Linked DNA regions of Homo sapiens: region 2 is linked to region 1. A link is an interaction called in ENCODE POLR2A ChIA-PET data of the cell type or tissue named here. Cell type or tissue: B cell. All regions are shown on one strand. Each heading gives the region's core, and the rest is flanking DNA. Links, peaks and the distances in the headings are about the cores only.

Region 1 (9,665 bases), core at 1,666-9,665:
CACGGTGAAACCCCATCTCTACTAAAAATACAAAAAATTAGCAGGGCATGGTGGCAGGCGCCTGTAGTCCCAGCTACTTGGGAGGCTGAGGCAGGAGAATGGTGTGAACCCGGGAGGCGGAGCTTGCAGTGAGCCCAGATCAGGCCACTGCACTCCGGCCTGGGAGACAGCGAGACTCCGTCTCAAAAAACCAAAAAAAAAAAAGCAAAAAAACCAAAAAAAACCCCACAACAACAACAAAACAAAACAAAAAATTAGCGGGGTGCGGTGGCACATGCCTGTAGTCCCAGCTACTGGGGAGGCTGAGGCATGAGAATCTCTTGAACTCGGGAGGCAGAGGCTGCAGTGAGCCAAGATTGTGCTGCTGCACTCCAGCCTGGGTAACAGCACGAGACTCCATCTCAAAAAAAAAAAAAAAAAAGTTTAATCCAAAGGAAAGAATCTCTAACAGTGGAATTGCCAATCTCTATGGGATGGGCTGTATTTTGGAGCAGTGAATAGGGGAATATGGTCAGTTACTCCTCCGGGCAATTCCAGTCCTGGTAGGAAAATTGCAATTCATTTTCTTCCCCCAAACCTTCTTGTACCTCAAATGCAAAATCCCTTAGTAAGTACTGGGAAAATTATTTCGAATGATCTCTCAGGAGTTCACCAGCCTCTATCCCCTCGTTAAACAGTGGAAAGGTTTGGCATTCCCATGGGTACAGCATGCCATCCCCCTCATCAAATTGTGCTCAGGCAATGTCCACTGGACTCACGGCCCTATCTGTTGCCCACTGGGCTCTCTCTTCGACTTAATATCAGGCCTGAATTGTCCTCCTGCTTTGTCCATTTGGATTAGAAACCCCATGCTGTTCAACTGGGCTTACATTTTCCTTTCCCTTTTTGAAACAATAAAAATGTTTTGGAGAGATTCTGGAGTGCATTAGAGAATCATTTTCAATTTTCATGGGAGACATGTGGAAAGACTCACCTTCACCTACAGCTCATCCCCGGAGATGGTCTGGCTGACATCTGATCACTACCAAATGGAAAAGACCTTCCTGGCAGTCGGTGTTTAAGTACATCTCCCACCTTCATCCTGCATTGACCTCAGCACAGTTGGGGTTCACAGGAACGCGGGACTTTAGCTGAGGATCCAGGCCATGGAACCTTTCAGGCCTGGGGCGCCCCCTCCTCACTGAGGCTGGTGCTCACAAAAACTCTACAAAATGAGATGGGGCCTGAATTTGGGGGGTGGGGGAGGGCATGGCGATGGTGCAGGTGTTTCTTTTGGTGGACAGAGAAAGACCACCAGGATTTGTTGGATTTGGCTGTGGTACTCGTTTTTGTCCACTTGAGTTAATGGAAAAAAGCCATTAAATGCTGTCTACCAGGCGCACTATATTTTCCTTGCAAATACAAATGTAAATTACACTAGCACAGAGAGTTTTAATGGCTGAGTAAATGTTTGACCTTCAGTAAGATTCCAGAATTGAGGTGTTTGCATCATTAGAAAACATGCGCTTGCACATTGACAAGTGACAGAGGTAAAGACAGACGAGATCATTCACACGGGCGCGGAGTCACAGGGTGGGGAGCTGGAAAATTGGGTGTCTGCTCTTGAGGGGTTCATGAGCCTTTTGTATGGGGATTAGGATTAGCTGCAGAAGGGCCTGCAGTAGAGAGATTTTAAAGGAATTTTTCAAATGAAGGAAAGAATGGAAGCAGACCCTGCTCTCTGACCAGGGGGTGGGGGTGGTTTGAGAGTGTGCATACAGCAGGGATGTCTAATCTTTGGGCTTCCCTGGACCACATTGGAAGAAGAATTGTCCTGGGCCACACATAAAATACATGAGCACTAACAATAGCTGATGAGCTTAAAAATAATCACAAATAAATCTCATAATTTTTTTTTTTGAGACGGAGTCTCAGTCTGTTTCTAAGACTGGAGTGCAGAGGCATGATCTCAGCTCGCTGCAACCTCCTCCTCCTGGGTTCAAGCAATTCTCCTGCCTCAGCCTCCCGAGTAGCTGGGATTACAGGTGCACACCACCACGCCCAGCTAATTTTTGTATTTTTAGTAGAGATGGGGTTTTGCCATGTTGGCCAGGCTGGTCTCGAACTCCTGACCTCAAGTGATCCACTCACCTCAGCCTCCCAAAGTACTGAGATTACAGGGGCGAGCCACTGCACCCGGCCTGGCCAAATCACATCATGTTTTAAGAAAGTTTACGAATTTGTGTTGGGCTGCATTCAAAGCCATCCTGGGCTGCATGTGGTCCACGGGCCATGGGTTGGACAAACTTGGTGTAGAGAGAAGATAAAAAAGAGACTTAAGGTTGTCTTGGAGTGTGGGGACTCAGGAGAAGATCGTGGCAGGATGAGAGAGACAGAGGAATGACTGTTGACACATTTTGCTGTAGAAAAGCCTGGAATCTTTGGGTGTCTCCCCAGGGACTCCTGTTGAGAGGGGTCTTCTCCATTGCTCGCAGTTGCCATAGTGACACTGACTGACTGTGATGCCGATGGAAGCCTGAGGTGGTCCAGATATATTTGGGTTACAGAAGATGTGCTGGCACACCCTTCTTGAAGAAGGGAGGAGAAAAGCAAAATGCAGCCTTGGTAGATTGGAATGGTTTTCACTAAGAGATGAACTGTGGGGCCAGGCACGGTGGCTCATGCCTGTAAACCCAGCACTTTGGGAGACCGAGGTGGGCAGATCACTTGAGCCCAGGAGTTCCAGACCAGCCTAGGCAACATGGTGAAACCCTAGCTCTACAAAAAAAAAAAAAAAAAAAAAGTGGCCTGGAACGGTGGCTTGCGCCTGTAATCCCAGCACTTTGGGGTGCCAAGGTGGGTGGATCACGAGGTCAAGAGATTGAGACCATCCTGGCCAACATGGTGAAACCCCATTTCTACTAAAAATACAAAAAATTAGCCAGGCGTGGTGGCGGGTGCCTGTAGTCCCAGCTACTCGGGAGGCTGAGGCAGGAGAATCACTTGAACCCAGGAGGCAGAGCTTGCAGTGAGCCGAGATTGCACCACTGCACTCCGGTCTGGTGATGGAGTGAGACTCTGTCTCAAAAAAAAAAAAAAAAGCAAATATTAGCCGGGCATGGTGGTGCGCAGCTGTGGTCCCAGCTACTCAGGAGGCTGAGGTGGGAAGATCACTTGAACCTGGGAGGTGGAGGCTGCAGTGAACCGAGATTGTGCCACTGCACTCCAGCCTGGGTGACAGAGCCAGATACTGTCTCCAAAAGAGAAAAGAAGAAAGAAATGAACTGTGGCCTTTGGTTGGAAGAGTAGAGCCCTCTTTCCTTTCTGATGAGGAGTAGGTCACAGGCCCTCTCATCCAGCTCCTGGCACTTGGATCCAGGACCACACAGCACATTCCGAGCAGCCTTTGGAGACCTGGCCCTGTAGGAAAGCACTGGTCCTTTGGAGCTGGTTTGTCCAGCCTAGTGCTGAGCATTGTGTAGATCCAGCCAGCTATGCCAAGACACAGTATAGCACGCAGGCAGGGAAAGGGAGGTGGAGAGCAGAGCAATGAAAGACGAAGGCACATGTCAGCAAGTCCTCCATCCCTTCAGTCCCGGGGACTTGGCGGGCCAGCCAGAGTTTCCTGGCATTTGGTTCTGAAGTAGGTGAGGCCAGCTGGCTCTGGAGTTTTGTAGAGCTTATGTCAGACTGCGTATTGGGGTCTTGTTTGCTGCCTGGGAGGTGATGATGTTGGCTGGCTGAGTCCCAGCAGTTCCTTGGGGGGCCCATATGGAGGCTCTGGACCCTGATAGGTTCTTTCAAGCCAGTAAAGGAAGGGGTACAGGAAGGTAGGTCTGGGGATGGAAAGTAGAGAGGATCTAACAGCCAGAGCTGGGCTTCAGGGCTTAAGCTCGTCATTGGCTGTTGCAAGAAGGAATTCTTACTGACCTGGCGGCTAGACAGGGAACGTTGCTTCTTCCCTTCCTACTGTGAAGGATTCTGCATGCATCTTAGGCCCTTCCTTGCGGGGACGGGGCTCTTCCCCATGGGTGTGATGCGTGCTTTGAAAAGGCCTTCATGACCCCAGTAGCCCCACAAAGCCTTCTTCCTGGAAATAAAAAAAAAAAAATGCACCAAAGCCCAAGTTTAATGCAAACCCTGAAGCAGGCAGTCTTTCTGCCTCTTTATATTACTATCTCTTCAACACACTCCACTCCAGACCCGGCCTCTGGGGAGAGAGCTTGGGGTTTGCCTCTGAAGCCATGGATCTGTTTCCAGCGATGTTTGTGTACTCTTGACTCCCATTGCTCAGGCCTTAAAGGTAACTTGCATGTAAAGTTTCTCCTTCTTTGGAGCAAAGAGATCTTTTTCCAGGGGCCTCCAATTCCTCTAATGCTACCGGGAATGAAAACACCCAAGGCAACCAAGAGTGAATCACAGAGTCCTCAGCTCAGTGTCTCAGACACACTAAGACAATCTGCCACTGTCTGCCTTCTCTATGCTGAAAGATAAACACCCCACAGGCCACGAGGAAATGAGAGTGGCTGATGTCCACTGAATGCTTATCATGTGCCAGGCACTCTTCTAAGTGCCTTGCATGTCATATCTAATTTAACCCTCATAACAGTAACCACTGGAGATTGTATTTTTTATGATCCTACTCCAGGGAGGAAGAAACTGAGGCCTGGAGAGACTAACACACAGGGTTGTGCTGCAAGGGAGCAGGGATTTTTCTTTTCTATTCTTTTTCTTTTTAAAACAAAACAAAACACAGGGCCTCAGTCTGTTGCCCAGCCTGGAGTGCAGTGACACCATTACAACTCACAGCAGCCTCAAGCTCCTGGGCTCTGTAAGATTCTCCCCGGGGCCTGAAAGCTTAAGGAGATGAGTAACTCCTCCCTTCTCAGGCCCAGGCCCAAGGCGCAAGACCACTTGCTTCGGCAGCGTGTGTCAGCAAGATAGCAGAAGCGGGAGGAGAGCTGGACAGAAGACACCCACCCTCGCTGGAAGACACGGACCCCTGAAGATCGAGAAAGAGGCCATCCGGGTGCAACGTAGCAATTACGTCAGACTAGGGCACTTCCCGTTTACAGAAGACTATAAAACCTTTGCCCTGTCCTCACTTGGGGCTGACGCCATTTTAGGCCTCAGCCCGCCAGCACCCAGTGCGTCTGCTCATTAAAACGGCATGTTGCTCCACACCGCCTCGTGTTGTCTGTTGGCTCAGTCTTGGGGTTAGAACCGTTACAAGAACCGTACAGGCTCAAGCAATCTTCCTTCCTCAGCCTCCTAAGTAGCTGGGATTACAGGTGCACACCACCATGCCTGGCTAATTTTTACTTTTTTTTTTTTTTTTTTTAAATAGAGACAAGGGTCTCACTATGTTGCCCAGGCTGGAAAATCCTGACCTCAAGTGATCCTCCCACCTCAGTCTCCTAGAGTGCTGGGATTATAAGCTTAAGTCACCAAGCCTGGCCAGGGAACAAGGATTTGTCAACAGAAAAATCAAATTCTGTAAAATATTTAAAGAGGTTTATTCTGAGCCAGCATGAGTGACCACGGCCTGGAGAACAGTCTCAAGAGGCCCTGAGAAAGTGTGCCCCAGGCGGCTGGGTTACTTTGGCTTTATAAATTTTAGGGAGACAGAAGTTACAGGTAAAGACATAAATCAGTACATATAAGGTATACATTGGTTCAGCTGGAAAGGTGGGACATCTTGAAAGTGAGGGGGAGTTAGTGGGGTAGAAGGTGAGGGGGTGGTGTTTAGAGGTCATAGGTTGATTCAAAGATTTTCTTTTCTTTTTTCTTTTTTTTTTTTTGAGACAGAGTCTCGTGCTGTTGCCCAGGCTGGAGTGCAGTGGCGCAATCTTGGCTCACTGCAATCTCTGCCTCCTGGATTCAAGTCATTCTCAGCCTCCCGAGTAGCTGGGATTACAGGCGTGTGCCACCATGCCCATGATTTAAAGATTTTCTGATTGGCAATTGGTTGAAAGAGTTAAGCTTTGTCTGAAGACTTGAAATCAATGGGAAAAAATGCCTGAGTTAAGATAAGGGGGCATGTGGAGGCGAGGTTCTTGTGATGTAGATGAAGCTTCCAGGTAGCAGCCTTCAGAGAGAATAGATGGTAAATGTCTCTTTTCAGATCTTAAAAGGTGTCAGACTCTTAGGTCATCTCTCTTAGATCCAGGAAAGACCTAGAAAGAAAAGCCGTGGCTGTGTTAATGGAGATTTTCTACAGATGCATGTTTCCTCAACAGAAGATGACTTTGAGGGCCATTTCAAAAGATGTCAAAGGAATAAATTTTGTGGCAAAATATTCTGATTTCCTTCAGGGTCTGCTATCTGTCATGTGATGCTATACCAGAGTCAGGTTGGAATTTGGTATCTTATTGCCACAAAGAGTCTGTTTTGTCAGTCTTAGGATGGATCTCTATTTTAATGTTAATGCTGGTCAGCTGTGCTTAACCTCCAAAAGGGAGGGAATATATAACAAGGTGTGTCCCATCACAGCCAGGAATTCAGTTTTTCGGGTTTCTCAGGGGTCCTCTTGGCCCACAGGGGGTCCATTTAGTTGGTTGTTGTGCTTAGGATTTTATTTTTGGTTTATAGATTCCAACCCAGGCTCTTCCTGCTTCTCTCCCCACCTCAGCAAACTCAGGGGCTTTGGTTTTGTGCTGTGGAATCAGGAGCATCTTCTGGGGAGGAGTCTCAGTGTGGTGGTTAATGGGGGTCTGGGGCACCAGCATACTCAGGCAGGATGGAGTAGAACGAGATTCTTCCTGGAAGGCCTTTGGGGCTCTGGAACCAAACAACTCAGAATGAGCCACATCATAGCTGTATGCCTGTCCATAATCTCCCACTCCATTACTGTCCCCTAGGCCACCCCACTGACCCACCCCTAGCAATGATGGATGTGGCAGCTTTGAGCATCTTCACCCAGCAATTTCTCTGTGCCAGGCCCAGCTCTCAGGCCTGAGGATGAAGATGAAAAAGACACAGCTCTTACAACTGGTGACCTTAGGACCTGTGCACAGGTGACTAAATCCTGTATGTGATAGGGAGGGAGAAGAGGGTTTGCGTTAAAGTGCAGCAGTTGCTGACAGTTGGCTTTGTTGCAAAATTCCACAGAAAGAGGGTCTCCTATATTTGGAGAGAGACTTTTTTTTTTTTTTTTTTGAAACAGGATCTCATCTATCACCCAGGCTGGAATGTAGTGGGTGGAATCATGGCTCACTGTAGCCTTGACCTCCTGGGCTCAGGTGATCCTCCCCCCTCAGCCTACCAAGTAGTTGGGACTACAGGTATGTGCTACCATGCCCAGGTAATTTTTATAATTTTTTTTTGTAGAGGCGGGGTTCACCATGATGCCCAAGCTGGTCTTGAACTCCTGGGTTCAAGTGATCTGCCTACCTTGGTCTCCCAAAGTGCGGGGATTATAGACGTGAGCCACCACACACAGCCTGGAGAGACCTTTTTAATGGGCCTGCTTGACTAAGAGAGGCATATGGCCCATGGGCATGACCCAGAGGAAGAAATTTAGATAAAGAGGTGTTCAATTATGCATTATGGAAAAGAGAAAGAACCTCTGGAATTATCTGCATAGACCTTGAGATGGGGTTTGAGGTCCCGGAAAAAAAAGATAGGAGTGAAGGGTTCCTCAGTATTGTCTTATGTTATTAGAATGTTGATGAAAAGAGCCACACTCTGTAAAACATTTAAAGGGATTTATCCTGAGACAAGTATGAGGGACCAATGGCCTGTAACACGGCCCCAGGAGGTTCTGAGAACATGTACCTAGGGTGGTCAGGCTACGGCTTGGTTTTATACATTTTAGGGAGACATAAGTGGGGGTTGCTTCCAGGTCATAGGTACATTAAAAGATTTTCTACTTATTTATTTTTGAGAGGGAGTCTTGCTCTGTCCACCCAGGCTGGAGTGCAGTAGTGCAATCTTGGCTCACTGCAACCTCTGCCTCCTGGGCTCAAGCAATTCTCCTCCCTCAGTCTCCCAAGTAACTGGGATTACAGACACCCACCACCACACCTGGCTAATTTTTATATTTTTAGTAGAGACGGGGTTTCACCATGTTGGCCAGGCTGGTCTCGAACTGACCTCAAGTGATCCACCAGTCTTGGCCTCCCAAAGTGCTGGGATTACAGGTGTGAGCCATCATGTCTGGCCCATTGAAATATTTTTCTGATTGGCAATTGGTTGAATGTTCATCAGAAGACCTGGCATCAATAGAAAGGAGTGGTGTCCGGGTTAAGACAAGGGATTGTGGAGACCAAGGTTCTTATTATGCAGATGAAGCCTCCAGGTGGCAAGCTTCAGAAAGAATAGACTGCAAATGTTTCTTATCAGACTGAAAGAGTCTGTTCTATCTGCCGTAATTCTCTGTTTTAATGTCAGTGCTGGTCAACTGTGCCTGAATTCCAAAGGGAGGAGGGTATCATGAGGCGTGTCCAACCCCCACTTCCCATCATGGCCTAAACTCGTGTTTCAGGTTAACTTTAGAATGGCCTTGGCTGAGGAGGGTCCATCTGTCAGTTGAAGGGCTTGGAGTTTTATTTTTGGTTTACAAGGAGGGAGCCGTTGGCTAATAAGATCTAGGAGAGGACTAGAAGCTTGCAACTAAAGCTGTTCCCTGCTAGCACAGCAATTATTTAGTATAGTCACCCACTGCCTTCCTGATCTCCACCCCAAGGATCTGAAGTACAAGTCAGTCATATGCAGTCATGTGCACTGGAGTTGATGGTGAAGTCCAGGCAGTGATGGGCATAGGAGGCCTGAGACAGGGCCAGGCAAGATGGTTAGGAGATAAATAACAGTAGAGGAAAAGGAACAGTGCCCACAGAGTGAGGAACAGATCTGTAACAAGCCCTGTCTTCCTCCACTGCCCTGGAAAGGTGAATCTTGAAAATGTAGGGTGGGGTGTGGTGGCTCACACCTGTAATCCCAGCACGTTGGGAGGCCAAGGCAGGCGGATCATCTGAGGTCAGGAGTTTGAGACCAGCCTGGCCAACATGGTGAAACCCTGTCTCTATGAAAAATACAAAAATTAGCCAGGCATGATGGTGGGTGCCCGTAATCCCAGCTACTCAGGAGGCTGAGGTGGGAGAATCACTTGAACCTGGGAGGCGGAGGTTGCAGTGAGCCGAGATCCATTGCACTCCAGCCCGGGCAACAGAGTGAGACTCTGTCTTAGGAAAAAACAAACAAACAGACACCAGAAGAAAGAAAGTGTGGGATGGAGGAGGGGAAGCTAGATCCTTTTAGTGTGTGTTGCGGTGCTGGGAGTAGGGGAGGAAACGAGGCACTTGCCTCAGGCACAACGTTTTGGGTTGTGCCAAAAAACTCATGCAGCAAGATGATCCTATTTTCATGCAATATTTTTTTAAAAAATGCCAAAACAACCCGTGATAAACCATCAAAATGTTAAATAAAGAGAGGACTGGCATTAATAATTTTTCCTTTTACCTCAGGTTCCAGGATAGCTGAGCCATGCTCTAAATCCTGTCTTTATTTAATGTTCTGATAGTTTATGCATTATGGTGTTTTGTGTTAATTTTGGTCTTTAAAATATTGCAGTACGACATGATTTAGCTTGATTGCCGAGTTTTGGGCCACACCCCTAAATATTGCGTCTCACTTGTCTCACCCTAGTTCTGGCCCTGCATTGGGACTCAACACATTTTATTTGACTA
Region 2 (8,000 bases), core at 1-8,000, 390 kb after region 1:
AGTGTTTGATGGGACTCTTCTGATTACCTTTCTCTCCATAGTCAACTTTGGATAGGGTGCTCAGGACGTTACTTTTTAGTTTAATAAACCTTTAGGTTTAGTTAACCATCTTCATTTTTTATTAAGATATGCTCATATTAAGTTGTTTTGCTTCCAGAATGTATGCTAAATAAATGTCCCAATCCTTGGAAGGGCGTTTTGGAAGTTCCTATTGTCTTCTTTTTATTCTTATATTTTTTTTCACTGAAAAAGTTGCTGTTTACTGAAAAAATGAAGTCATATCTACAAGGAAGGCTTATGTAGGGCCTGGTCTGAACTCCAGGAAGCATATGACCAGATGCTGTGCTACGGCTCTCTTTCCAGACTGTTGACAGCCATTGTATCTGTCCAGGTACCCCATGGCCTGGCCAGCAAAACCTCCACCCCTCTGCCCAGCTCTGGCCTCTTTCCTACCAGAATACGGGCCTGGGAGGCAACTGCAATGAACCCTCGGAAAGCATAGGTTTTGCTAAGGCAGCCTGCACAGTAATGATATTGTTAGCTTGCTTCATTTCCAGTTTCACCATCAATTACGCCATGTGTTTCATCCAGTTGGTGCTACCCTCCCAGTGTTAATTATAACCTACAAGACTGTTACAGTTAATTTTATGGCAAGCATATTGTCTCTTCAAGGCTCCAGAGCAGCTCATAAATTATCTTGAAGGTAAAATGTAACTTGGGGAACTAGTTATGAAAATTCCATCCATCTCGCTTAGGAGCTGCAGCTGCTACTGTCAGCTGCCTTGCTGCTGCACTGTGAAGGAATTATGGTGGGTCAAGTTTAAGAGGGTAGGCCCAGGCTGTCACTGAGGAGAAAGGCTGTCCTGGCCCTGTCAGACAAGTACCTTCTGCCAATCCCTGGTGGTTTCACTTTGCAGGCAGGAAGAGGCAGGCAGCGCAGGTGGATGGTCCCCAAGCTGTCTGTATTCATTACTTTACAGAAACTTGTTGTAGGTAGGCAGGTCCAGAGACCTTTCCTCTTCTCTGTTGTCATGATGTTAGGCATCATCTGCAAAGTGTGAGATAGATAACTCTATAACTAACTCTGGGCTTGGTTCAGGAGAGGAGGAGAATAAGGGGGCGGAAGCTATTAGTGGCAGCACTTCCCAGCCACCCCTTACTGGTCTCCTACTTGGTAATTTCTATCTTGCAAAAGCCCCTGGCTTGAACGAGCATTTTATTTGTGGTGGTGATTTTTCATATAATCTGATAAAGCGAGATTTCACTGTGGACGAATGTACTCGAAAATTGCCTACTAAATAAATTAACAGGTTATCTTATTGGGATAATAAACACACTCCTTTTCTATTTCCTCACACGAAGTCTAAGCTTTACATTTCAGCCCTCGGGGCTTTAGCATTATTATTTTTAATGACTGAACACAAGTCTTTCATTTAGCTTGTTTGTATAGTTACTGTAAATGATCTTTCTGCTGTTGGTACTTCATTTGAAATTCTGCATGTTATGCTAGCTTTAAAAGCTTTGAGGGGGCCTTGGAGAATTGGGAAGCTGTATTAAGCACAGCATCTTCTAGTGGCATTGGAAACGGGCTATGGCAGAAAAGTCAGAGAGGGTGTGTTAAGAAAGTACGCCTGCATGTATAAATCAAAGTCTGAGTTTGAGTGACGCGTACACAAACAGTGGTGGTTTCGGTGGCAGGTTGAGAACTCGCCATTGTAAAGTAAGAGAGCCATTCCCTTAGCTGGTGATTTCTCCTTGTGTGTTTCTGAGCACTTTTATTGCATTCACACATCTACTAGTTTTTGTACGAAGAGTGCCTCAGATCATTACACTGCGGCTGTATAAGAGACCTGGTTTGGAGGGATTTGAAGGACACATGGAATAGTGAATTCATGTCCAAAGAGGCACCGGGCTTTCTGAAGGAAGTATTCGTCTGAGCTTTTGATGATGGGGGCATGAGAGTTGGATATTTGTGAGTTTTCTAGTGAATGCTAGTGAACTCAGACCAGGGATTGCAGATTCAGATGTCTGTAGGCCATGGTAATCATGTATGTAGATAAAGCCAGAGAGGTGAGACACTGTTAAGTTCAAGGCAAAACACACGTGTGTGTGTATGCCAGAATCTGCATAGAGTAGAACAATGTTACAAGGTCACAGAGGCAATACCCAGATTGTCTTCTGGTCTCCTGGCCAGCGGACATTCACACTTTGTCTCAAGTGGGCAGCCAGGCAGCTGCTATCCAGCCTTGCGAGGAGGCAGGATCTATGTTAGTAGGTCTTCCACATTTTCAACAGAAGTGGAACATTCATATTGTATGTGTATGCTTCCGAAGTCTCACAGTGATTTAAATGTTAGCATGAATTCAAATATTTGTAACTGTTAGGCTAATCAAAACATGTGTGGAGCCTGGACATTGTGGGCAGGATTCTGCTATAGAATGAAAGTCCTGACTGCTTTGAATTAAAAACCTTCTCCATCTTCTCACACTTCTCAAGAATAGAAGGAATGACCCTGGCTGGGAGACCAGTACACAATCTGTGTATTGCCTCTGTGACCTTGTGACCTTGTAACATTGCATTATTCCATGTAGGTTCTTGCGCGTGAGTGTGTATGTGTGTACGTGTGTGTTGCCTTGAACTTGGCACTATTTCATCTTTCCTTTTATAAACAAAGTATATGAGAGTTTCCAAAAGTGAATGAGGTGTATATGGTGCTCATTGTCACCATAAAAAGGTGTCCACAAAAATGTTGGCAGTTTTGAATTTGATAAAGGGTTTAATTCTCAGAAAGGAAGGACTGGGACTTATTGCTAGTGAATCACCATTTCTCCTGTTACACCCTTGAGCTCCTGCTTTAGCTCCCATCTCCTCCATGGGGGAACCCAGCTGTTCTTTCACTGTAGAAGTGAAGCTTGAACAAAGATGTCATGTGGCCAGAATCATCTTTTAGTCTCACCACTCCACACTGATGGTCACATAGAGGTGTGAGTTGGGAAGTTGTTAAATACAAGAGGGTTTGAGCTTCTGGAGAAGAGGAAAATGTAAAAATATTTTTTCCTTTAAGAAAGATAAAAAGGTAAGCCTAAACCTTGGCGGCCACCGAAGTCAGCTGTTACGCATGTGTAGTTAAATTTCACTGTAAATATTTCATAAGGGTTCTTAGAATGGAGCCAGGTTGACATCACAGCCCCAACTGTACCAAAGGAACCATTTCATTAAAATAAGCCAACATTTCCAAAGAAACACGAATGTCTATGGCAGAGTTAACATAAGGTCAGAAAATCCTCTGGAAGAAATTTCGGTATCAATGTTTATAATCTCTGCATTTATGGATTTGCAGTTTGTGCAAAAAAAAAAAAAAAAACCCAGTGAGACTTTATTTTGGTTAAATAAGACTAGCTTGTGAAATAGTCTGTATATCCAGATCCATCCTAACCCAATGCCTTGGCAGCCTTTTGGATAAATAATGTCTTTTCCAAAATGTGTGTATTTGAAAAAGGAAGAGGAAAATTAAGTGGCAAACTGTGTCTCTGGGTTGCCATAAACGAACAGAATCCAGAAACAGAAAGCAAAGACTGACAGTTCATTCGTTCTTTAAACAAATTACATAGCTGTACGTTTATTTACTGATGCATGAAGGGTTGCAGTGAAGAGCAAAATGTTTACCCTAACTACTTTCATTTTCTTTTTTTGGGGGGGGAAAGTAAAGGTTTATTTAAACATTTTTTTTTTTTTGGTGTGTAACACAAAATCTATATGAGGTTTAGAGGCATTTGGCAGGAAAAAAAAAGATATTCACATTTGTAAAAAAAAAAAAAAAAAAAAAAAACTTAATCCATGCTCACAGATGGTCCTGTTCAGGTGCTATTTTAATTATGAGGTAAAAAAACAGCCCCACACAGTAGGAAGTCGTCTTAATAAATGGACTGGAGCTTTTGTCTTCAAGCGTCAAAAAGCCTCGTTACTGAGAAATTTAAATACTTTGTATTATAGGGGAGAGTCTCAAAATGACCAGGATACTTGGAGAAAGCAAAATGATGGATTCTTCTAAAGATCAAATGAGTATACGAGAAATGTTTTACAATTGTATAGCTTTGAGCTTCCTTAGTATTGGTCATTTTAGTGATATTTTTTCCAGTGATAAATGTCGTAGATATATTCATGCAGCCAGAGGAAAAATAAACAGAACAAATTACAAATACATTTAAAAAATTTTAATCCACGTGGAAGTATTTCTTTCCTGTTCTTAAGCGCAAAGGGCTGCTTTGCCCTTCATGTGAGAGAGTGCCCAGAAGAACTAATAGTAATTCAAATGATGCGGTAACTTACAGCTTGCATTAATAACACACAAATAGAACAGTCTTCTTACTAAATATTAGTAATATAATAATGTTTTACTGTCTTTCCCATAGTGGGGAATTATGAGGACCTCATGTTAGGACCTCAGTGTCCTGACATAGTTAATTATCCGTGGATAATGGCTTCAGCCACCAGAGTTCTCAGTGAGGCAGCTTTGTTGTTGAGGGCTTATTAAGTGTTTGCAGACTCAGGTGCGGTGCACCTAGGCTCTTTCCTACAGAAGCAAACAGCTGTGTTGGCTTTACCGTATTATACATCACATAAAGCATCTCATTTATTATAACGAAGCTAATGATGCTAGTGGAAACCTTTATGTCCCGTTCTATATAGTGATAATATATTTGCTGTAAAGTTGTTAGCTTGTTTTTCGTAAGTAATTAATCTTTTCTTATACCAAATGTATCACATGAAAATGGGTTAGCACAGGGTCAAAATACATTTAAACCAGTCTGCAGAGATTGGATAAGACCTTTGAATAGAGCATCACTTTTTTTCTTTCACAAGGACCTCACCCCGTCTCCAAGCTACCCCCCAACACAATGCTCACATTACTAGGAACTTAGGCTAATAACAGGGAACTGCTTTCAGTTTTTTAGTGCTGAGATAGGATTCAGACCTGAATGTGTACTAAGCCAAGTAAGCTTAGTGACAGTCATCCATGTTCAGTCCCTTAACAAGGCTGTGTATTGTCCATGTGGATAATTTTGGTGGTGGGTTTCTGTCTAATCTACAGTGACTTTGAGTTTGTGCCTAGGGAGACTCTAGTGAAATGTGCCAAGGCCTAGTTCAGAGAGTCCTGAAGTAGTGCGCTGTGCGTGGCACACAAGATGATTCTGTGAGACACTGATGAATACTTTTTATTTGAAAATTTATATGCTTTGCTTTTTGTGTATATAGGGAGACATTTGAAATTCACTCTCAGCAATTTTGAAATCATGCACTCTATTATTATTAACTGTGTTACACTGCTATGCAATATATCTCAAAAACTGATTCCTCCTGTCTAACTGAATATATTTTACGTTAGGTTAGAAAAGCATAATTAGAATATTGGATCCATGGTTTTCAACTAATATTATTGAGGACAAGACTCAAATCAATCTTGTTTTTTTTTTTAAGTTGATTTAAAGAAAAATGCTAGAAATGCAATAATGTGGGTGGTTCATGGATATGGCTAAAATCATGATAGTGGATCACATCATCAAAGTTTATAAAATGCTGGCCTTATAAACTGGAGGGGTGCAGAAACATATGTTTCAATCATAATTATGCTATTGATTATGAAGAAGATGCTGATCATCATCATCATCATAATAATAGCAGCTAACCTCCACTGAGTCTTTACTGTATGCCAGGTACTATTCTACGTGTTTTGCCCATATTCCTTACTTACTCCTCACACCAACCCAGTGAAGTAGTTTTGTTTTGTTTTCTTTCATTTTATAGTTAAGGTGACTAAGACCCAGAGAGGTTAGGGAATTTACTCAGGATAGCACAGGTTGTCAGTGGTCAAGCCAGGATTTGAGCCCAGGCAGTCAGCTTCTGGTGTCTTCTTCTTAATCTACTTCCTTTTGTGATAGATTAAGAAATATTATTCTCTCTCTGTTCTCTAAAGAAGAAAGGTGGAGAAGCAACATGGAAACATGCAACATAGCATATGATAATGCCATGATTATCCATGTTTTCTGAAGGGCTCTAACCTGTGCAGCTGACTGGACCCTGCTGAGCCTTTGGCTTCCTTATGTAGCATCCTGGATGTGTACTAGAGCAGATGACAAGGGTCAGTGGAGCAAAAAAAATCTTTGGCAACTTCCCATATTTTCGTACTTAGAAAAGTATCATAATTCTTTTCCCCAGTCACTTTAAATATATGCAAGCAGTATCTAATCTTGTGGGAAACTGAAAGTGAAACTCTCTAGCAAAGAGCATGGTTATATTCCAAGGCAGAAGAGACAGAGTTAACCTATGAAAATTAACCTTGACTGTCAACAAATGTGCTGAAATGGGTGGAAGAATACAGCCCACAAGACTGAGATGTGGGTGGGAATTGGATCTGCCAGGTCCCAGAGCTAGACCTAATGCACATGTTTGAAGTTCTTCTGTGACTCTCGATTAACCTTGATTTAAAGTTCCAGAAAAATGCTCAAGCAGGTGAGAATTCTCATACTGTCTTTCTCATTTGATATTTTTCTGAGCCAAAGTGCCTACTTTTTTTGAGCGGTATTTATGACTAGTTACATTGCACAAGGAAACTTGACTTGGGTGAGGTGTTAAGGTATGGAGAAATGGATAATTGGGAAACTTAGAAAACCCGTCCAATGAACGTTTCCAAGTCACCCTCCCCACGGGCCTAGAGTCATCATGAACAATTACTTGAGAATTGTGAAGGGCTCAAAGAGGAAAACTGCAGAACAAAATGGGTTGAAAGAATGTATACTTTTGTCATTTCGACTTGAAGCCAGGGGCTAAAACTCATGTCTTACACCATTGTAGTCTACAACCATTTAATTTGCTAACAAGACTTAACTGATCAGGATCTGCAACCTCCTTCTCCAGTATAATCAAAACAAGAAGCATTTGGCTCTGGAAAGTAAACGTTGTCTATCTTTTATTGTCTGGCCCCACCATTTTCTTTCTGGCAGGCTGAGATGAAACAGAAAGCTGATATTTGGAGCCACTGGAATTGTAGGCCTTGTAATTTAGAAATATCCATTTTATCCCGTGTAATTTCTTCCCTAAGATTCCTCAGTCTAAATCTGATACAGGTAGGAGCCAAGACAAACAGTAACCATTTATAGTCACCCAGACCAGTTTGAATTTCACTCTAATGTAAAGCAAAAAGAGTTTTTGGCTTCATTTCAGGTGTGTAACAGGGGTAGAAAATGCATTTAAAATTTAGCAGCAAATGTTACCATATGTTTCCATAACAACTGCAAACTTTTATGTTAGAAAAGCAATAATATAAACACGTAGGAATCTTGGAACAGCAAACTATTAATTTACCAAATATAAAAAAATCCAGCATGAAGGGGCTTTTATAGCCACAGAAGCCATGAGGGGCCCAGCATCCTGTGAATTTCTCCATTATGTGGCAGAAAATGCTGCTGGTTCATTTAAATGAGCAAATCTTTTAAAATTATAGGTACAGTGTCCATTCTCCACAGTGCATTTTTGTGAAACAATGTGTGGTGATGCCAGCTATGGCTGAATTCTTCTTACCATATTGAACTAGTAAAATACGCTTCGGAAGCTACTCCCAATGTATATCTGTAAAACAACAGCATTTTCTACCTTCACTTATAGCTTCAAACTTAATGACGAAGGCTAGGGTCCTGCAGAAAGTGTAGTGCCCAGTAGTTGGCCCTAATGCTTGGCAAGGAGTAGATGTTCATAGATTGTTGATAGATATGAACAAGGTTCTCAGTTTTCTCACCTACCCATTTTGAAATATAAAAAGACAAGGGGAAAAGGGGAAAGGTGGATCTATTTAAGCACATCTCGAGAATGAGGAGTTAGTAAGAGTTGTTGAAATCAAATTCTCTGTTCTCTGATTTCCCTGTGGAACAAAGAAATAATCTTCTTTTAACATGGCTACCTGTGGATGGGCCTTTCATTTAAAAGGAGGCAGAACTTTTTTTTTC

Evidence for each region. Peaks named below come from ENCODE experiments on the same cell type or tissue, not always from the same donor. Only the 100,000 strongest peaks of a DNase experiment are listed, where the experiment ranks them.
Region 2: POLR2A ChIA-PET joins it to region 1 with 10 read pairs; 5 of 35 experiments call an interaction of 5 or more read pairs at or near these places.

Annotation. Positions count from the first base shown.
Region 1 is chr16:53,555,274-53,564,938 of GRCh38, forward strand. LOC105371269 (a long non-coding RNA gene) reads right to left here and starts at 5,186. Exons shown (of 8, transcript XR_933588.4): 1 at 4,960-5,186; 2 at 3,910-4,069. RefSeq lists enhancers at 5,558-6,180, 6,181-6,803. In B cell, for the core only: no CTCF peak of the experiment used is centred there; no DNase peak of the experiment used is centred there.
Region 2 is chr16:53,946,351-53,954,350 of GRCh38, forward strand. The region is part of intron 8 of FTO (FTO alpha-ketoglutarate dependent dioxygenase); the gene reads left to right. Among named protein-coding and RNA genes, the nearest start is that of FTO-IT1, 89 kb to the right of the region's middle. RefSeq lists an enhancer at 6,368-7,931. In B cell, for the core only: no CTCF peak of the experiment used is centred there; DNase peaks (open chromatin) are centred at 3,591 and 6,271; H3K4me3 peaks cover 598 bases; H3K27ac peaks cover 876 bases.